Regions from separate parts of the Homo sapiens genome. Here region 2 is linked to region 1. Evidence: read pairs that join two places in POLR2A ChIA-PET (ENCODE). Cell type or tissue: B cell. All regions are shown on one strand. Each heading gives the region's core, and the rest is flanking DNA. Links, peaks and the distances in the headings are about the cores only.

Evidence for each region. Peaks named below come from ENCODE experiments on the same cell type or tissue, not always from the same donor. Only the 100,000 strongest peaks of a DNase experiment are listed, where the experiment ranks them.
Region 2: POLR2A ChIA-PET joins it to region 1 with 7 read pairs; 2 of 35 experiments call an interaction of 5 or more read pairs at or near these places.

What each region holds. Positions count from the first base shown.
Region 1 is chr4:102,020,104-102,031,484 of GRCh38, forward strand. BANK1 (B cell scaffold protein with ankyrin repeats 1) reads left to right here. Exons shown (of 17, transcript NM_017935.5): 8 at 1,411-1,489; 9 at 5,098-5,406; 10 at 9,857-10,162. Among named protein-coding and RNA genes, the nearest start is that of BANK1, 240 kb to the left of the region's middle. In B cell, for the core only: no CTCF peak of the experiment used is centred there; no DNase peak of the experiment used is centred there; H3K27ac peaks cover 2,819 bases.
Region 2 is chr4:101,944,492-101,955,872 of GRCh38, forward strand. All of the region lies in intron 7 of BANK1 (B cell scaffold protein with ankyrin repeats 1), which reads left to right. Among named protein-coding and RNA genes, the nearest start is that of BANK1, 160 kb to the left of the region's middle. RefSeq lists enhancers at 9,313-9,863, 9,441-9,735. In B cell, for the core only: no CTCF peak of the experiment used is centred there; no DNase peak of the experiment used is centred there; H3K27ac peaks cover 5,248 bases.

The sequences.
Region 1 (11,381 bases), core at 1,073-9,072:
GCTTGTGAATAATATATAGGAATTTTTGCATAATTCTCAAAATCTTTGTAAACCATTGCTACTAATAAATTAGTAAAAAAAAATCCTTGAAGTGGTTTTGGGAGTACTATGGGTTTTCAAAATATATTTTTGACCTACCTTATGAAATATATAGGTGAAGCTAATTGGAAACAAAGATTAGCTATATTAAACAATGATTTTAATACCAAAGCATACAAATATCAATCAAAATGTCAAACCTCCTACTAAAACTACACAATTTTTCATATTAGAATTTAGTGGAGTCCATCAAAGGGAAAATATAATTGAAATATAAAATGAGTTATTGCATCAGGCTCAGTAAAAAATACTGAAAATATTTCATTTTCAAAATTCCATGGGAAATTAGGGACTGTTTTGCTTCTCTGGATGACATTAGTGTTTAAAAAAAAATTAATGAGTTCCATTGGGCTCTCTTTGGCCAAAGTGGGTGATAAACTTAATTGATGAAGTCAAAATGCAGGTGAAATACCTTTGCATATCAAAGCTACTATAAATTTCAAAATGCTTTAATATGGATGCTTCTAATTTTTGAAGGGACATTTCAAATGCAGAACAAATGGCCTAAATTATTTCAATTAATTTTTTAAGAACAGAAACGTAAGTCATTTGAATAATCCCTTGGAGTTCCTGGTAACAAAACACATCCTATGTGAAATCCAGTCAATCTCCATCCCTTTCCCTAGATGCTTTTGCACAAATAGAACCATCACTAGTATTAGCTTTCTCTCTGAGCACCAGTATGCACCACAACTGTAAACTCCATGTCTCTTTAGAGATTATAAACAAAGACTAGCAATTCTGGAGATAAGAGGTTTCTGTCATTTCTCAGTTAATTCTGCCTTTGAAGTACATATAGTGGAACTGTTTTCAGAAAGACAAATAAAGAGAAGTACCCTTACTGGATTTATTTCTTTTTTGTAAAGATGGAGAATAAACCACTTTATAATTTCATTGTCTTTCACTGTATTACAGTAATTGTAATTAAGAATATCTTTTGAACTGTAAAAGATATAGAATGTTCAAAAGGAAGAAAAGCTCATAGTTTTCAAGAGAAATAGTTGTGTTCAATTTTATTCAGAACTTCTTTATTACACTTAAACTTAACGATTATTGCCTCCTTTGCATCTTAAAGCTATTTCAATAGGTTTTATTTTTAAAGCAATTCATTGTTTATTATAAATGTACTATTTCCCTCGTTATACTTTTAGTACTATGTGCCATTGAGCATTTATAGATGGCACAAATATATTATCCAAGATCTGTAATATAATATTTAAATAAAAACAAAAACTATTTCTTATTTGCACAGGCATCCAGTGCATATTTATTAAGATTAATGCATATTATTAAAAATTACATTTTTTTCAGATCCAAGAAATTGACATAAATAATGAGCAAGAAAATGATTATGAAGAGGATATTGCCTCATTTTCCACATATATTCCTTGTAAGTTTTTCCATGTTATATATATATATGACATATTCATATATATATCACATATATATGTGACTTATGGAAGATGTAACTGAAAAAGCAAGACTGAAGAGAATGTGGCACGGTATTTAATTAACTGATTGGCTTTTAATTTGTAATAGAGACACTACTACATCATATTCCTAATTTAAATACTTTTAATAAGTTCAAGTTTTAAAAATCAAATACTGATTTTTCCTACCCAGAGGGAATACACAAATAACTCTGTTATGACTATGTGGACTATTTGACAACTACATTTTTAAAGTTTTTTAAAAACTCATAACCACATTATTTGCAGACCTTAGTTTTCTCAGCTATGAAATGAGAATATTGAACTAGAATACTCTCTAAGGTCCTCCCTGGCCCTAATATCTGTGATTCTACATTCTAATGTCTGAAGAATAATTCAGGATGTTCCTACATGTATATAAACGTATATGTGTATATAAATGTATATATATACACATATATACATGTATATATAAACGTGTATATATACGCGTTTATATGTGTACGTAAACTCCACCCATTATGCCAGGCTTTATTGGCATACAGCTCAACAGCTTCACCAGCATGTTTGGTAGGAATCTCACATCCAACATTTTTGAAAGTTCGGATTCCTGCCATTGCCAAACCTCTCCACCTGCTGACTTCCCCATCTCAGTAAGTGAAAACTCCTTCCCTCCTTTGTTCAAGTCAGTTAAAAAATGCTTGAAAGTCATCCTTGGCATTTTTACTTTCTCTCCTACCCCATATGCAATCAGTCTTACAATACTGTTGACTCTGCCTTCAAAACATTCCCAGCATTCAGCCATTTCTCTCCCCTTTCATTATCCTAGTCCACACCATCATCAGTTCTCCCCTTGTTTACTGCAATAACACAGTGGAGAACTGGAGGGTCATTGTCACTTCCTACATTGCAAGCTTGGCAATGAACGGAAATTGTTCTATTGTTATGACTCAGGAGGGAGGATTGCTACTGGTATTTATTGGGTAGAGATAGAAGGACTGCTGCTAAATAATGTATAGGACGCCTTCAATAGCAACTTCCACATTTGTTGCCTCTGATATTCTACACTTCATGAAAGGACTAAACACCTTTCATGAAGGACTAAACACTCTTCTGCTCCAAATCCTCCAATATCTCCCCATTGTACTCATAACCTTTCTCATCCCCTACAAGGCCCTAATCTTTGTGTTCCCATCTCTCACCATTATCTTACTCATTCACAAACCAATAATGTGCCTGCCTCAGGGCATTTGCACTTTCTATTCCTTCTGTACACTTTCTCCTTATATGCTCAATAGTTGCTTCATCACTTCTTTCTTCGTTTTATGACACCCTACTCTTCATTTCACTTTACCTGCTCCTTTTCTTCATTGCACTTATCAACATTTAATATGATATATTATTTATCTGGTTGTTGTTTATTGCCTGTATTCTCTTTCTAAATCACATGCTCAAAGGGATTAGGGCTTTTTATTCACTGTTTTGATTGTATCCCCAGTACCTGTAACAGAACATAGTCTATGCCCAATGAAACATTATTGACCACAAGTTTTTCAAATGATGGGGACCTGCAAATCAAATAAAGTTAAATACAAGTAAATGCCTTCACTAGCATACTTTGGCAAAATTAGTAAACTCTTCAAGTTATTGCAGGACACAAAAAATGCTAAATATTAAATTAATGGATTAATGCACCAAGCTTTAAAGTTATACATCTTATCATTTAAATTATAATAAAAGTGATTATAAAGGCCATGATTGAAAATGACCATATATTTATCATGACGTTTAATTTTCAGAAGAATTGACTGTAATAATAAAACATTATTTCAATTCTTTATAAAGAAAAATTTCACTTTTGCAGTTTGAAACTACAAACTCTCTTGTATATGAAACTGTGTGTGACTGGGCTCAAGCCAGTCTCTTTCATGAGTGAGAGGGTGAAGCACAGAACCCTAGCTCAGTGGATTTCCATTGGTATTACCATTACAACAAAGCATGCTAAAACACACCAACTCATTAAATCTGACTTTCCGGGGCTGAAACCCAAGTTTGGGCATATTTGATGACAAGTACCATTCAGATTCTGTTGCTTATTCAGTATTAAGAAACACTGAATATATAAGCAGAAGTGTGGCTAAGAATAATTTCCTATAGCGTGAATGTAATTCTGAGTTGATGACTGATTTGCCCATACAGAAATAATAAAGTTCCTTTGCTAGCCTGAGCAATAATTTTTTCCATCCATTCCATCATCTACTCCATCAGCATTTCTAGAGACTACTTCATTTCAGGCTTAGTGTTTTGTGTTAAGGATAGAAAAATGAATGAGATCTGTGCAGATAGATTGTACAAAAACAAATAACTATCCACTCTGCCCATGCTGGTAATTAAAGAATCTTGGTTTAGTTTTAGTACTGGAAACTGTATCTTTCTTCTTTCTCACATGAAAGAATAGAAAAACAAAAAAAGAAAATTCCATATAATAATATGGGCTACCATCATGGGCATGATTTTTCTACATTCTACAGTGTAATTCTTCATTTTAAAGAAGTCTTTCTTCTCTACATTGTGCTGTTTGGGATTTTAAGCTATATTTTAGCTTAGCAACATTTTAATACAGCAATATCTTGCCTTGACAAGGAAAACAATTCACATATTCAAAGGTCTGTTACAGAGGTTCCAAAGTCTGTTTAGAAATTCCAAAAGACTGTTTTAAATTTTTTGAATCCTTTATTTAGAGAATATTTTTATAAAGAAAATTTAATAAAAGTTTTTTCTGAAGATTTAAAGTCATTGCATTATAATTTCTTTTTTTCTGCTTTCTTCCTGAGTGTTTAAAGAGCATTTACTGTATATAATATAAAAACAAATAATGGTATGGTTGTCAGAGTAGAGGGAATTTGGATCATTTGGTTAAATTTCTGGGTAGAATGCATTTATAGGTAAAGAACTGATCCTCAGAAAGATTTACCTACTGTTGGTGATTTACATGCCTTTTTCACCAAAAAAAAATTAACTTTTCCCAAGTAATAGCTCCAAAGTTAATACAGTATCTGTAAATGATTTACTATAAGGAATTATAAAATTATTATAGTTATCTGTAAAGATCAATATATATTAAAATAACTAAATAAGAGTCAGATTCATTTCTATTTATTATTTACAAGCAAGTAAAGGTTTGTGTCTTTTTTCTTTACGTTTTCCATCATTTATTATTTTATTGGGTCAGTTATATTGTTTTCTAATAAAAATGCAAGGATGCTATCAAATATATGAATTTGTTCAAACAATAACTCTAAAGAATCAGAATATCGTTATCTGCATGAGTGTGTCATATACACAGATAGCAAGACATAATGGAGCTTTGACTGTTCATTTGGTAAGTATTTTAAAAACCCAGAAATAAATGACTGTTCACTAAAAGTTACACATTTGACAGCTTTTCACTATATCAGGTCATAAAAGTTTTATTAGCAGTACTACTATTTCTGTACAATTTTATAAAATATGAAATGCCTTCAGATGGTGTGTTTAAATGAAATCATGCAATCTTCATCATAAACAGCCACACAGAACCCAGCATTTCATCATGAAAGCAGGAAGACATACGGGCAGAGTGCAGATGGAGCTGAGGCAAATGAAATGGAAGGGGAAGGAAAACAGAATGGATCAGGCATGGAGACCAAACACAGCCCACTAGAGGTTGGCAGTGAGAGTTCTGAAGACCAGTATGATGACTTGTATGTGTTCATTCCTGGTGCTGATCCAGAAAATAATTCACAAGAGCCACTCATGAGCAGCAGACCTCCTCTCCCCCCGCCGCGACCTGTAGCTAATGCCTTCCAACTGGAAAGACCTCACTTCACCTTACCAGGTAAGTTTAAGGTTAGAAAAAAACAAAACAAAACAAAGACAAATCTTTGACAGGCTTACATAGCAAATAGTGCAGTGGCAAATCTATACAGAGCAGATCAGCTTTTGAAACCAATAGCAACATTCTTCCTATTCTTTAAAAACTAAGGCCTGGGAAATGAGGCAAGAGATACCTACCTCTACCTTGTTCTTTTGTTTCTTATTTCCTTGCTTCCTTCCTTCCTTCCTCCCTCCCTCCCTCCTTCCCTTTCTTCCTTCCTTCTCCCACTTTTTCTCTGTTTCTCTCTTTCTTTCTTCCTTGTCTTATTACAAAGCTTTAAGAGAATAAAACTTGGAAGGAGTCTGTAGTTCTTCACATAAAATGAACCTCAGGCATTCTGTGGAAAAGGAAATACAACATTGCTTTTAAAACATACTCTCAGTCTTCAGACAAAAAGTGAAATGCTAATGATCGACAATTTTCAGATGAACTTGGGTACTTTAATCACTTGGTAGCTGTGGGAGAATTAAGCGTTAAAGGGTTTGTCGCACACTGCACTGACACCAAAGTTTAAAAACACTCTATACACTACCCAAGTGGAAGAAGAGTCAACATAGCTATCACTGGCATTTGTTCCCAGACGAAGGAATTGGGGTGTGGAAAGTGGGTGTGGGGAATCTGTCCTTGCGGAGGGCATGAAGAGGAGCTTCCACATTAGGTTTATCTGCCTGGAGTGTTCAACAGCCTGACAAACTCCCAGCTCCAGGCTCACTCTTACAGTCACAAATTATCATCTACTTTTTGATCATTATTTCATATGTACTTTCCAAATTTATATTTATTTTCCAAATAAAATGTTCTTAAGAAGACAATTTAGTTAAAAAAAAAAAACTCCTTATCAAAACCCCATTTTCACTATAATTTAGTTGTTGGGTCCTAGAAGGCTACAAACCCCATTTTCACTATAATTTAGTTGTTGGGTCCTAGAAGGCTACAAAGTACAAAAACATGACCTTGTTTCAAAAAGTAAATTTTTACGCAATGAAATTTAGTATTTGGGCTGGGCACAGTGGCTCATGCCTGTAATCCCAGCACTTTGGGAGGCCGAGGCAGGCGATTCACCTGAGGTCAGGAGTTCGAGACCAGTCTGACCAACATGGTGAAACCCCCATCTCTACTAAAAATACAAAAATTAGCTGGGCGTGCACCTGTAATGCCAGCAACTGGGGAGGCTGAGGCAGGAGAATCGCTTGAGCCCGGGAGGCGGAGGTTGCAGTGAGCCAAGATCATGCCGCTGCACCCCAGCCTGGGCAACAAGAGTGAGACTCCATCTCAAAAAAAAAAAAAAAAAAAGGAATTTAGCATTTGTGTCATTGAAGGCTCTCTATGAAGACCCAAGTTTACCAACATAAGCTTTATTAAGCTTATGCACTGTATTTAGAGATGGAAAGTACTGCTTAATTGAAAGCTCTGAAGCCTAGTGGATATTCCTCTGATTCATTCATTCATTCAACAGATATTTATTACCTACTATATTTGAAGGTCTTGTGGACCCTCAACATTTATCCATGAAGTAGATATATTAATATTTAGCTATGAGGGGAGAAAACATCATAAGTTAGTAGTACACTGACTACAAAATTCTGGCATATTTTTCTCATTTTTTCAGATCTGAATAATTTGTTATAACAAAATTAATTGTCAAGAAGGTAAAATTGTCTTGTGTCAGATTATTTCTCTTAAAAGTGCTAATATTAAATCATATTTTTCCTAATGTTAATTTCTATATATGGTATGTTGGTTAGCAGGTCTAAAACGACTCTATCAAGGGTCTTCATGAGTTGTCTAAGATCAGAAATGTAATCTTGGATAACATGTCTCCTGAAAACTAGCAAATATAAAAAGCAAAATAAAATAAAAACTCACTTATTTAATTTAAAAACCCTATTTTTACATTTTATATTCAGTGTTACTTTTATCTTTTGATAGTACTGATATTAGAAATGGATAATAAAATGCCGGTATTTTTTCTTAAAAATGTTTTATTGGCCTTTAAATGCAAGGCTGTAAGCTATCACTTATTTGTTTGCCAGAGACTTTGTATGTCTTTGACTTTGGCTAGTGATACCTTCAGGAGTTGTTCTTTATGAGTAGCTTCCATCTGCCATCAAGTTACTGAAGGAAAAAAAAAAAAAAGCCTTCTCCTCAGTGCTGTAGGCATCAAATTCCTCACAGTGGATTTACGGACTTCTTCATTGGAGAAACTAATAACATATAATACTATAGAGCACTTTACAGTTTATAAAGAACCCATGGTTTCTTTTTAACCCAAGAATCCTGGAAAGTAATTATCGGATCCCTCCTTGACTCAGTTCCAAGAAGCCCTATAATTAGAATGTGTCAGTTGCTTCTATTAACAGGTCTCCTAGGCTATTAGGATTTTTCTCTTTTTTATACAGTCTTGACCCAATTACTTCAAAAGTTGGAATTATGGAAGTGATTTGTTTTAATCTTTCTTTATTGATATACCACCTGAATTCAGAAAGCTTAGGTCCCACTCTTAACTGAAAAGTATTATCTGATACTTTGGAAAATAAAAAGTAAAATGTATTATTTCTAGTGCAAGCCCAACTTTAGAAATGTTGGGAAGGGAGGTGGGTGGGGAAACAAAGAGAGTTAAGAGCTCAGGAAATCGGTTCATAAACGTAAGATGGTTGACACATTCCGCTAAAAATGAAACACTGAAAAAGTGGTTCCCACACACTTAATCTGTTTTCACCTGTGTTGCTGTCAGTGAACCAGAAGTCATAAAGTCAAAATCTTAAAACCATATTATTCATAGGATAAAAGGCAAGCCGTGGTGAATTGAAAGTTAGTGCTAGGCACATCGGTAATTAATACTTCTTAAGTTAAACTAAATGAAACTATAAGAGTTAAGACTCTGTTGGGAGATTATCTTAATCTCGCCTCATAATCTTACCCAAGGCAATTGCTGAATCTTTCTATAATATCCTTTTATTCTGCTCTGCTACTTGTCTTTCCCCTTTTAAGTTTTTCCACTAAAATCTTCATAAGTAAACTAATTTTAGGAGTATCAGATTCTCGAAGGGCAAATTCAAAAAAGAATGAAAATGAAAGAAAAAGCCTTCATTGGCCTTGTAGAGAGCCATTAAAATTCTTTTTAATTTACTTGTTAATCAAAGCATATTATATCTGTTATTAATAACTGCTACAAAAATATTTTAACATATTCTTATAAAAATATGTCAAGATATTACTGTATGGAAAAATCATCAAAGACTCTGAAACCTATAATTTTATTCTTTTCATGTGAATTCATTCTCACACCATTGATCATCCATGCTGTCTTTTATGTCATGAACTCTACTTTCAGTGTCTTTCATCTGTTTTTTATTTGTTTTTTTTTTGTTTGTTTTTATTTTTGAGGCACGATCTTGCTCTGTTGCCCAGTCTGGAGTGCAATGGCATGCCTATAGCTCACTATAGCCTCAAACTCTTGGGCTAAAGCAATCCTTTCTCCTCAATTTCTGGAGTAGCTAGGAGTACTCGCCACCTAGCTAATTCTTTTATTTTTGTAGATACTAGGTCTCACTAGGCTGCTCTCAAATTCCTGGCCTCCAGCTATCCTCTTACCTCAGCCTCCCAAAGCATTGGGATTAGGCACAGAAGCCATTGGCCAGTGTCCTTTATCTATGAATAAGGCCCATGTTGGCTTGTAGAAAACAAAAGCTGCATTTCTGAAGGTCAGTTTGTCATAGTCAAAGACCGACTGCTATGAAACCAACTAATGGTGCCTTTGGCTATTTCTCCCTGTCATTTTCAGAGAAATTAAATTTTAGGTGAAATATCCAGTGCAAGCAATATGAAACATGAAACAACTTCAAATGAAAAAAAAAATCTAAGAATATTATGCTTGAAAAACACAAGTTTTCAAAGCTGTGGAGTTTCAGACATAGATTTATAACTTGATTTTCTGATATGAAATCATTCTTTATATGTAAAAGTATATATAATATATAAAATAATATATAAAGGTATATTTAATACATATAATTATATTTTATACATTAAATATTTATATATGAAATAATATATAAAAATAATATATATATATTGCTCTCTCTCTACACAAAATAATATGGAAAGTATTTAAATGTTTTAAAAAATTCCATGTCTTAAGCACATGGATTTTTTTACTACACGTATTTGTCTTAATACAATTTAAACTACAAAGTGCAGGATGATTTATTAGTAAGTTACACAGCTCACTTTTTCTGCATTTAGGGGGTGACATATAAATTATTCTCCTGGAGTCACGAGCTCTTCTCTAATACTGTTTCCTACGGCACTTGACTAAGCCACCTTGGGAAGCTCAAAAAAGTGACAGATGGACACCAATAATGTTGCATGTAACAGAAGAGTAAACACCATGTAAATATTTCATAAACAGGGACAATGGTGGAAGGCCAAATGGAAAGAAGTCAAAACTGGGGTCATCCTGGTGTTAGACAAGAAACAGGAGATGAACCCAAAGGAGAAAAAGAGAAGAAAGAAGAGGAAAAAGAGCAGGAGGAGGAAGAAGACCCATATACTTTTGCTGAGATTGATGACAGTGAATATGACATGATATTGGCCAATCTGAGTATAAAGAAAAAAACTGGGAGTCGGTCTTTCATTATAAATAGACCTCCTGCCCCCACACCCCGACCCACAAGTATACCTCCAAAAGAGGAAACTACACCTTACATAGCTCAAGGTAATTATCATTGTTGTTTGTTTACTTGTTAATTTTTTTTGTCCAAAATTTTGAGGATGGGAGGAGGGGATAAGGTGATGCAATTAATGCTCTAAAACTCCAAAGAGTAAACATTTTTTTTCAAGTCACAGCTAAGCTATACTGGCTCATTTTTTTTCCACTAAGAGTATTTTTTTATTATTATTATACTTTAAGTTCTGGGGTACATGTGCAGAACGTGCAGTCTTGTTACTAGGTATGTGCATGCCATGGTAGTCTGCTGTACCCATCAACCCGTCACCTACATTGGGTATTTCTCCTAATGTTATCTCTCCCCCAGCCCCCCACCCCGCAACAGGCCCCAGTGTGTGATATTCATATTCCCCACCCTGTGTCCATGTGTTCTCATCTTTCAACTCCCACTTATGAGTGAGAACATGCAGTGTTTGGTTTTCTGTTCTCGTGATAGTTTGCTGAGAATGATGGTTTCCAGCATCATCCATGTCCCTGCAAAGGACATGAACTCATCCTTTTTTATGGCTGCATAGTATTCCATGGTGTATATATGCCACATTTTCTTTATCCAGTCTACTATTGATGGACATTTGGGTTGGTTCCAAGTCTTTGCTATTATGAATAGTGCCACAATAAACATACATGTGCATGTGTCTTTATAGTAGAATGATTTATAATACTTTGGGTATATACCCAGTAATGGGATTGCTGGGTCAAATGGTATTTCTAGTTCTAGATCCTTGAGGAATCGCCACACTGTCTTCCACAATGATTGAACTAATTTACACTCCCACCAACAGTGTAAAAGCATCCCTGTTTCTCCACATCCTCACCAGCATCTGTTGTTTCCTGACTTTTTAATGGTTGCCATTCTAACTGGTGTGAGATGGTATCTCACTGTGGTTTCGATTTGCATTTCTCTGATGACCAGTGATGATGAGCATTTTTTCAAGTGTCCGTTGGCTGCATAAATGTCTTCTTTTGAGAAGTATCTGTTCATATCCTTTGCCCACTTTTTTGATGGGGGGTTGTTTTTTCTTGTAAATTTGTTTAAGTTCTTTGTAGATTCTGGATATTAGCCCTTTGTCAGGTGGATAAATTGCCAAAATTTTCTCCCACTCTGTAGGTTGCGTGTTCACTCTGATGATAGTTTCTTTTGCTGTGCAGAAGCGCTTTAGTTTAATTAGATCCCATTTGTCAATTTTGTCTTTTGTTGTCATTGCTT
Region 2 (11,381 bases), core at 1,198-9,197, 75 kb before region 1:
CCCCAGATTACATTAGTTCCCCTGTTAGGTTTTCCATAGCATCCTATTCTCTCTCAAAGCACTTTTGTTTTCATAGTTATTCAAGAACTCTAGAGAAGGAAAAAAAAATCAGTGGGAACAAGAGTGACCAGGAAAATCTTTCAAGAGCAGAGCCCTTCAAAGGACATACACACTTATGGACAGATTAGGAACACTTCCCAGAGATTGTAGAAGTGATTAATTAGAGCCAGCAGGTTTTGTTGATCTGTGATTCCAATGGACAGCAGCCTTTTTAAATATTGGACAATGTGCTGAAGAGCTGAATGCAGTTGTGTGACCCTATGGTAAAGTGAGATCACAATGTACCTCAAGAGTGATTAAAGTTTGCATGTGGAGTGAGTGTTTGCATTCCAAAGACCTGATGCTGGGAATGCTCTTGTGCATGACCAAACAGAAGCAAGTGTGTGCGGAAAATAAAAGCATTTCAAATGAATAGCAATAGTCAGGTCCTAGATACTTTCTAAAAAGATGCTTCAGTTTTCTAAAGGGTGGGGCAAACTTGTAGATGGAAAGTTTACCCAAGTGCTTATAAGGGTGCTTTATTATACCTCTCCTCTAGCTATTGAGTTTGGGTGCTGTTGATATTTGTACAATTTACCTTTTGCATTTTAGTTAAATCAAAAGATGCCCCCTTTGGAGACTTTAAATAAGTATAATACTATGATAACCTCATTCATGGTTAAACATAATTTTTATTATGACAAATGGATTTAACTTGAATTGATACTAGGAAGGCCATATCTGTTACTGATTAAATTATTTTTTTCCTTATCATTGCTCAGGTTATTACTATAAACTTTCATTTGTCTTTGGAGCATGAGGGGCAAACATTTTCTTGCATCCTTGCTATGTTCCAGGAAATATGCTATTCACCATGCACATGCCATTTTATTTACTGTTCAAAAAATAGTGATGAGGTATTATTATCTCAATTTTACAGATAAAGCTCACATCTTTTCTTAAATAATATAGTATTTATACTGGAAAGATTAACTATTTCAAGTAAAAAATGACTTAGTAGACCATGAATCAATAGAATCCATGAATCAACAGAAGAAAACAAGAAACAGCACCAGAGTGAGTTGAACATGTGGGCTACATGTTCCTACTCAACTCAGAGAAATTCTGCAAGTACAGAACTCCTGCTCCTTTATGTTCATGGTTGTATCCTGAGTATTTAGAACCACGTCTGGCACAGAGTAGACTCTCAGTACATATTTGCTAAATGAATGGATGAAAATTCGAAAGCTGAGTAGAAGCCTATTGAAATGTATTTCAGTGAGCATAAGAGAGGATAGAAACACCAATGACATCAGGACATATACTACATACCCCCCAATCAGAAGAAGAATGTGCAATATGCTTTTCTAGTAAATATTACAAAATTGGCAAAAATACAACTTATATTAGTGAGAGGGGGCTACGTTTATCCAGATATCATTGGGAACCTGCTCCTTTAAAAGTAACACAGGATATAGTCTTACTTTACCTTGTAGAAAATTCATCTCTCAGAAGTTTGAACGAATAAGAATAAGTAAACTTAATTTTGGATTATTAACTTTGGATCTTGACAATAATCAAACAAATGATAAACATAATCCAATAATAAACACAAACCAATAAAATTTTAACTTTCCACACAATAAGAAGACATCAGATCTTTTATAAAGAAATGAAGTTTTATAATGTTATGCGATGAGATAATATTTAAAAAGAACATGCAGAGAAGATTACAGGAATAGTGACCAAGCCAGTATGGCCAAATATAAACAAAAAGTCATGATGTGAGTCTACGTTTGTTCCACCTTGTGTTGGCACGTAATAGATACTTTGAAAGATCTGTTGTTATATTACTTAATCCTATGTTTGGGAAAATATTAAAGCCGAGCAGAGAAAGTTCTTTACCTATGTTTAGAATTAGAATAATAAAGAATGGCCAGGTATCCTGCATGAAGTAGTCATGCACTAATATTAGCAGACGGCAAAATGCAGACGCCTTTTGTTTCCATCCCTCCTGAAATGAAGCATATTCAAACTAGAAAAGTCAAAGGAACATGAAGGATTTGAAAACCGAGATGGATTAAAGACTATCTCACTCTTTTAAATGAGTCCAAGTTTGCAGCCTCAGTCATATTACATATCTGGTCATTAAAACATAGGGACTACTCCTGGTGATCTTCAAGAAATAATGGACATTTGAAAGCTGCCAAGTTAGATAAATACCTTTATTTCCCGAAAACAGATGAAAGATCTGCCTTAAACCTATGGAATAACAAATTTAATACCAATCCCCGCTGAAATTCTAGAAGGTCATGTGGTTTATGAATACTTAGGAGAGAAGAGCCATTTAACAATAAACTCATTCTATATAAAATTAGAAATGTAAAGCAATGCATTTTCTTTATTTTCTTTTATGATGAACTTAGTAGTTTGGTAGACATTCTATGAGTTGGGCATTTTTTTCTCCAATTACATTTTGGGCAAAGAGAAGTAAGTCATAAATGAAAGAAAACCTGGCTCAACACTCACAGGACAGATTTGAGATACCATACTCACCTGAGGACTAAGCATTTCTGCAATGTGCTTGAGTATTTGTGGAGAAATGTGTCCTAAATTTATGATCTCAGTAAATTCTGAATATTCATTAGGGTTTTACATTTTCTCAAATGTAGGTGTACTCTAAAGAGAACCCTATAAAAATTAAGGACTGGTTTCAGGGGAAGTGAGAGAGGGTTGTGTTTGAAGAAGTTGTAAATATATATATATATATATATATATATATGTATATGTATTATGTATTATATTCTTCATCATATTCAGGAGTGACACTCTTCATCTGGTAAAGGATTGAATTGATCAGTGTATGAAACCTGGGATGCCCATGAGTCTAGAAACTCTCATGGGCACCCAAGATAACTTAACTGAAGAATACATCATTTAATTGAATTTATTAAAGATGTCTGATAGGTTCAAGTAGAAACATAGAAGCTTGAAGTCTAATTTACTAGATCTCCAGATGGTATTATTTTACATTATCTTTCCATGTGCACTTTAGATTCAGTGTTTGCAAATTTATTCTTTATGATTCATTAATTCAGCCCATAAACCAATAAAATATAATCCATAAGATTAAATTATGAATATCCAAAGAAATATATATAATTATGTTAATATCCAGTCTTCTGAATAATCCCACTGACCTTTGTTCTCCAAATTATTTTCTTTTACCCCTACCAACTGAAATTGTAAGAATTTCAAGTTTAGTCATGTTCACTTATCATTCTCCTTCATTACAACAAATGAATCAATCATATAAAATATTTTTGAAAAATTCATTTCTCCCTTTCTGTAAGGGATTTTCTTTGAAAATCTCCTGAGACTGATGTAAATTTACAACTACTATATTTTCTAAGCAACAGTTCTTTTCTTCTCAGGATTATTCATCCCTTTTTAAACATGAATATGTCCTTAATATATGCTATGTACTGGAAATAATCACAACTATTGTAATTCTATTGTTAATTTTGACACTGCAATTTAACATGTTAAATAAAACAATGAATGTATGTCATTTGTTACTTTAATAAGTGTACTTGGTTTTTAAGAAATCCTGTTATGAACATTTTGCAAGGAAAAGAGCAGAGTATGAGACTAGCCCTACAAAAGAGGAAGATCACATAATTTTTAAATTGTAGTAATTGTGGGGGTGGCTACCACCAGACTGACACTCAAGGCTACCTGAATTTGTACAGTGATGCTATTGGTGTCATGCTCAGATGTTATTTCCCTGGCCTGTGCACCATCCTCAGCCAAATTTCCTGTGAATTAGAACTTCCTTTCTCAGGAGGTTAAATAATCATGTAACAGGTTGCAAAATTTCCTAATTGACACTCAGATCTGCAAATAATACATTTGATTTAGATTTTATCTTCTTTACAATGGCTTCATCCTAAAGGGCAAAGAAGGGAGTTATTTATTGTAGTCTAAAAATCAAAGCAATAATTTTAGGAAACTCAGTCTCTGTGAATGACTCTGTTTTTTATATTTTCTCCCCACCCTTTTTCTTCTATCTAAAATGGCATTTCAAAATCTGGGAGGTGCTGTGGATATTGCCTTGTCACAGTAGAGGTAGACTAGAGTCTTAGATCCAAATATTTTTCCCTCAAGTATTACTGTGAGACCTTTAAATTAATCCCTATGGGTATGCTACTAATGTGTAAGAAACATCCCAAAATGTAGTAGCTTAAAGCAAAAATCACTTGTTATTTTTATGAGTTCTTGGGTCCTGCTGAACAGAGCTTTGCCATCCTGTATTGGTATCTGACACAGGAGGAAAAATAGTAATATTTGCCTTGCCTTTATTTAAAATTTTGATATTTTGTTAATCATGGATGACTTGTTGCATTAATTTTTATTTTTATGAATTTCTACCTTAAAATATTGTTTATTCTTATTTCTGAGTTTGTGGGTGACCCCTTAAATTTTGCAAGTGCCTCATTTGTCTCACCTTGGTCCTGGTCCTGTCGCTGAGGCTTGGGCTTGCTCTTATTTCTGTGGCCAGCTGACAGGTCAGCTGGGATCTGGCTTGTTTAGGATGGTTTCAAGATGACCCTAGGATGACGTGGCTCTGCTCTATGCAATCTCTCATATACATGTAGCTCCTGTATCTTCCCAGCAAGCTAAACAAGCATATTCTCATCCTAACCTGGACATGTTATCTTGAAGAACACAGAGAAGCAAAAAAGAAAGCAAAGATATGCAAACTCTTTTTCAAACCTCTGCTTTGCCAGTGAACTGTGGCCAAACCAATACACAAGGACAGAATCAGTATGAGAGGGGACTACAAAGTTACAAGACAAAAGACAGGGATATCGGGATGCCTTAATTAGAACCCTAATGCAGTCAATCTAAGATACTCTCTAAGCCTTGACTTCCTCAAATGTAAAATGAGAATACTACTAGAACCCACTACTTAACATTGCTGGGCGCACTTAATGAAATATTACGTAAAGCTCTTAGTATAATTCCTGGCATGTGGTAAGTTTTCAATAAAACTATTATTTTATTGTGTATGTAAATATATGTTAAACTCTGAAATAATGTTTTGAACAACAGAGAACAGAATTATCCCTTAGTATGGGAAAAGAACATACTATGCCTCTATTTTCTTATCTACATGAAAAAGTAATAAATGTACAAGATCAACATGTTAGATTTAAAAATATAGGATAAACGTACAGGAAAATGTTCATCAGAGTGCCTCTCATTACACAAGCACTCAGTGTTAATTGAAATTGAGCCTAAATTTCTTTATCAATAAGTACATGTCACTTATCAAAGTTACATTCTAGAGAAAATAAAAGAGTAAGAATATAACCCATAGGAGAAGCCTTGACCTATCTAAGATGACATTGTCTCAAGAGCATCTTATTGGTTTAACTATGGGCAAGGATGCCTATAAACTACATTTAGTTTAAGGAAGTAAGGGGTGTGTGTGTGTGTGTGTGTGTGTGTGTGTGTGTGTGTGTGTGCGCGTGCGCGCGCATGTGCCTACACAAATGAGACCCTAAGAAATATCATTTCTGGTGCTTCTCAGATTGCTGAGCTCCTTGCCTCTATATGACCTAATTGATAAAGTTAGCTGAAGGATATGACTGGCTGGATCTGCTGGTAGAGGTTTTCTATTATTATTCTGTTTCTACTTTCTTGCAGTAGTAGCTCTAAAATATATAAGCCACACAAGACAGGCAATTACTATTAAATTTAAGAAAGATGATTGTTACAATATACACTGTGGGTAAACGTTTGAAGAGTAAAGTAAGAGGTACTATTTGCATATAAAAGCTCTATGCAAATTCCTGAGATTCCACAGATTTAAAGAGAACTAAGATCTAAATGAATAAAATTCTTGAGAATGGAAATTATCCAGTGAGTCCTATCACCATTTGGAACATCACTCCCAGCTGAGTGCTTCACTCAGGAAGGAGACCATTGTCTTTGCATGAATTTTCAAATGCTCTTTCTTTGAAAACCAAATATTTCCAAATTTACTTAATTACAGTTTCATATTGGGAAAAATTCATAACAAACATAAAGTTTAAAAAACGTGAGTTCCACTCTTAAATGTAAGCTGTACATAATGACTTCCTTTCAAAGAGTAAAGTTTGAAGGGAGTGGTGGAGACCACCTTCACAGTGGAAAACCTGACAAACACTACCTCAGCCAGGTGATCAAAGATAAGATGAGGAATGATGAGTCATGTTGATAATATGTAACATTGATTTGATGTGATGTGATGTGTTAAAAATGGTGGCTCCACCATTGAGGTCTTCCGCCCCAAAACTCATAACCTCAGTCTAATCATGAGAAAAACATTAAGTCTCTCTGGTCAGACAATACCTGACCAGCAGTCCTTAACACTGTGAAAGTCATCAAAGACAAAGAAACTGTCGCAGACAAGAAGATCTTAAAAAGACATGACAACCAAATGTAATGTAGTATCCTGGATGGAACCTTGGAACAGAAAAAGGCCATTAGGTAAAAACTAAGGAAATCTGAGTAAAATATGGATGTTAGTTAACAGTAATGTATCATTATTGCTTTGCTCAGCATTACAAAGGTACTGTATTTATGTAAGATGCTAATAATGGGGGAAACTGGGTGTGAAATATAAGGAACTCTCTGCATTATCTTTACAAATTTTCTGTGAATCTTAAATTAGTCTAAAATTAAAAGGTTATTTTTAAAAACCTAATCTAACTTACTGCTTTGTTAAGAACTTAGAGCTTTTTTAAAAAACAGAGGAAATGTCTTTTTATAAAAATATGTACAATTTTATATTCAATAATCATGTTGTTTTTCTATTCAAGGACCATTTTCAAAAACTTTAGCCCAAACACCAGTTTACAGGGAAAAGTTAGAGATAACTAAAAACAGTTGCTTTAACAATTAACACTGAAAGCTGAAATACTTTATAACTGCATTGTTATTCCACAATACCTTGAACAAAATCTCAAACATTTTTGTAATTCAAAGGATCTTAGATTAGACTGTTTCTTTGTAAGAAAAACAAATCCTTAGATTTACTCATATATATAATGCGGATGTTTATGGACTACAATGAGAAATTAAACAAAAATGTTGGTTTTTACATTTTTTAAAAAATTTGTTTTTGCTCTGATAAACCCAAAACTGCATATGAAGCAATAGAATTAAACCTATAAATATTTTGGGGGAGTTTCCTTCAGCCATGTAGCTTAAATTAAATAACTATCAATATAAATAATTTTGATTTTTAGTTTTTATTTTTTGTACTCAGAACCCATTTAGATTTATAAAACAAAAAAAATAAAGAATGTGTGCTCATAAGTAGAAAAATTTGAAACTTGTTTAATCATCCTTGAGCTCAGTTATAGCAAGCAAATGGCCACATGCTGTTTTACTATATTTTCTTTGATAATAAAATGTGTGCCTGATGGATGATTTTAAGTAACTATCTGGTTGCTAGGTCATGTACTCATGGCTTTTACCTATTAATAAATAAATAAATGCATAAATAAATAAATAAATTGCAGAAATAAATGAAGTATTAGAGTAAGTCTTCACTTGATGTTGTTGATAGGTATTTGGAAACTGTGACTTTAAGCAAAATGATGTACAGCAGGTCCTTGAATAATGTCATTTTGTTCAATGTTTTGTTGTAACATTGTTGAGAAAAAAATAAAAATGGCTTGGTTATATGTTTTTTCGCTTAAAGTAGCAATTTCCAAGACCCTTTTGACAACATTGAGAACTTATTGTAAATCAAATCTAAGTAAGCCTTTGTGTACTAGAAATGTTCTAATTACTGTGACTACCTGTGTTTATCTTAAGAGTGAAGTTTTCTAAAGACAAGAACCATCTCATGCATGCAATAGATTCTCTGCTGTCAATGGAAAATAAAACTTAAGCGAAAGGACATTTATATTTAGTAATTCAATAATTGTTACAATGATCATAGTTATAACAATAGAAATAACATTTATTGAGTGCTTGGCATATGATTATAATTTGGTAAAACATCCATTATATTGTAGACTCCAAGAAGACAGAAATTTAACCTAAAACATTGGCTCATAATAGGTACTTAGTAAGCATTTGTCAAATAAATCAATGCCAGACCTTGATTACGGCAAATCCATGAGGCAGGAGTCGTATGCTGGGCATATTAGCAAAAGAGGCATGAGAGCTGTTAATAAACTTTTTCACAGTTAAGAAATGGCAAAGTAGATTTTCAAATCCAAGACTTGAGTCTGCGCCCTTACCACACTCCAGCATTGCCATGTCCCTTTCATGCCAGGAGATAGTAGGATATAATTAATGAAACAAAACCAGTAATTTTGACATTACCAGCTTTTTTTCTGTCGTAATAACCAACGGAAAATAACAAATACCCTTGCAGTAATGATTAACGATCAGTGAGAAGAACTAGACAAGGGCTTTTGCCGACATCTGCACCAATAGAGGACACCCTACACCTATGTGAACAGGTGAAATGGTAAGGGTAGAGGCGAGTCAAGGTTAATTCTTACACCAAGGCTGAGATGATGGAAATGAAATGAAAAAAGAAATTGTATTACTTGAAACTTTGCCATGTGCAAGAACCCTGGAGGTGATCGTGCTCTTTCATCCATAAACTTGATGTTTATTTAGCTGACAGCAAAGATAGCATAAATAATAGGTAAGTAGTGGACGAAATGTTCCCAACTGTTTTTTCTCCATCTTTTGTCATATTTCTAGATAATGCCTTCTACAGAACACTTAATGTTGAAACAGTGAACAAAAAGCAATTTTCCCACAACTGAGGCATCTCTGTTCTTGATCAGTAAATATCAAAATTAGTAGATGGCAGAATTGCATGGAGAGAACAGACTGTCTTGAAGAAATATGTAGAACAAATTATGCTAGTACTTGGAAATTTTGCAGCAGACTTGCAACACTGTATCATTGCTTGTTTTCTGGATCTATTTAGTAAAAAAAAAAAAATCAAGTGTTTCAAAGTAGGGTGCACAAAAAATTATGATGCTAAGTATCTTTCTGCTAGCACGATTACCTCCCTCCCTGACTTGATGCTCACTTCACTGATAGTTCAATTTTCATATGAATTTGTAAGTTGTGACTTTTCTATTAAGTGCAGAAATTGCCTTCTGGAAATCTCATGGTCTCAGTGATATTTTAACTAAAACCCCACTGAGTCATGAGCCTAAATTTTATTGTCAGTTGATATGTTTTGTGAATGATAAGATAGTACATATATTGCATATTGTGCGTAATATTTCTTGTACCTCCATTTATCTTGTACCTCTTGCCTTCTGTATTTGTTTTCTAGGGCTGTTGTAGCAAATTACCACAAACTGGGTAGCTAAAAGCAACAGAAATTTGTTTTTTCATAGTACTGCAGGCTAGAAGTCTGAAATCAAGGTGTGTCTGCAGAGTTTGTTCTTTCTGGAGACCCGAGGAAGAATCTATTCCTTGCCTCTCTCCTAGCTTCCGGTGGTTGCCAGTAATTCTTGACATTCCTTGAATTCCAGCTGCATTGCCTCGGTCTTCACAATATGTTTTCCCTGTGTGTATCTCTGTGTCCGTGTCTTCACAAGGCTCTCTTAAAAGGACATCAGTCAATGAACTCAGCACATTCTCATCTGGTATGACCTCATCTTCATTTGATTACATCTGCAAAGACTCTATCTTCAAATAAGGTTACATTCAGAGGTACCAGGAATTAGGACTCCAGCATACCTTTTAGGAAGAGACAGTTCAACTCACAACATGTTGGTCAGGAAACCTCACTTAGTAGAAATAATCAAGGTGATTTTTATATTCTGGAATAGTTAGTGTTCATTTGTGGAGTCCTGCTCTTCACATTTAGCAAGAAGATCAAATCTAAACGAAGCCAGGTAAACATTAGTAGGCCTAGAAAAGGTGGTAGTAAACCCCATGGTACCAGAACTCTCTTTTGTTAAGCAGTCAGCCAGTGAGGTGATTGGATTGATGAGGGAAGAGACATGACAAGCACTTGGAGGGCTGGCATGCTGACAAAAAAAATGTACCAAGATAATAGTAGGGAAAAATATATACCCAGGAGCTTATAGTCATGGAATTTTGTGGATTGTTCTAAGTTGATTGTTACCACAGTTTGCCAACATGCCATCATTTTTGTAAGTAGAATTTTTGAAAACCATGTGCAATTACTGAAACATAAGTATTTTATGTAATGCTACACACATTGAAATTACAAAGGGAAGAAAATTTGTGGTTCACCAAAAAGGAATCTTTTACTGCTAGATGAGACAGCAGTTTTGAGCACCTTAGGAACATTTTCCAAATTTTTGTTCGTTTTTCTCAGAGAGCAAGGTATGGCTTGTAGAGGCAAACATTAGAAATATAAAGGTCAGTGATAGGTAAGCATGAGTTAAATTAATTAATGAAAAGAAAAAAACCTTTCTTAATGAAAGATTATGTTCATGTGTTAGTTCTGTGGGCATAAGCTGTGCAGTCCTCATTTACAACTCATAAAAGCTACAGTGACAGGTGCTGTAGAAAGGGGATGATAGATTAGCTGTTGCTCATGCGAGCAATGAAGCAGCAAGAGAGAGCACATTAGACCAAGCGAGCAGCCAGAAACAGCAATAAAATCATTACTAAAAGAGATGATACGGTTAACATGGGAATATATATCTTTCTGGCACTGGCATTGTATTTACTGGTGTACTACACATTCAAATAGATTGTTCAAAAGATTCATTTCTGGATTGAGATAAGAAAAAAGAAATTTATCAGGTCTTAGACTAGATCTCTTTCTTGTCTCTCAGTGTTGCTGACATAACTTGATTTTCATTTCCTAGTGCAGTTTAGATGCCCTTCCTTCTATCTATAATACTGCCACATAGTTAGAGCCAGTGTCTTTTTTTTTCCTTTGATGCCATGAATTTTGCCACTTAAGTTGTTATTCCATCATATAAAACAAGACAAATGATGTCCTGTATATTATTCTACCATCAACCTCTTGAAAGATAATGCAGCATAGTTATGTAACAGGAATTTGATACTCGGTTTCTTGCTCAGGGGAAAATTGTCTCTTTAATGATTGTTTCCTTGGTTAAAATTATTGATATAAGATCATTGACATTTTTGAGTTGTAAAATTCTCCAAAAGTCCCATGTAAAAACCTATATTTAATGAAAAATAAGCTACAAATTTGTTTCATAGTAACTTAACTTTATGATTATGAGTCTGTGCTTACATCCAAGTTCCATCAATTAGCCATAAATGTTTCCTGAGGCACAGCACTGTTTTTTACTCTG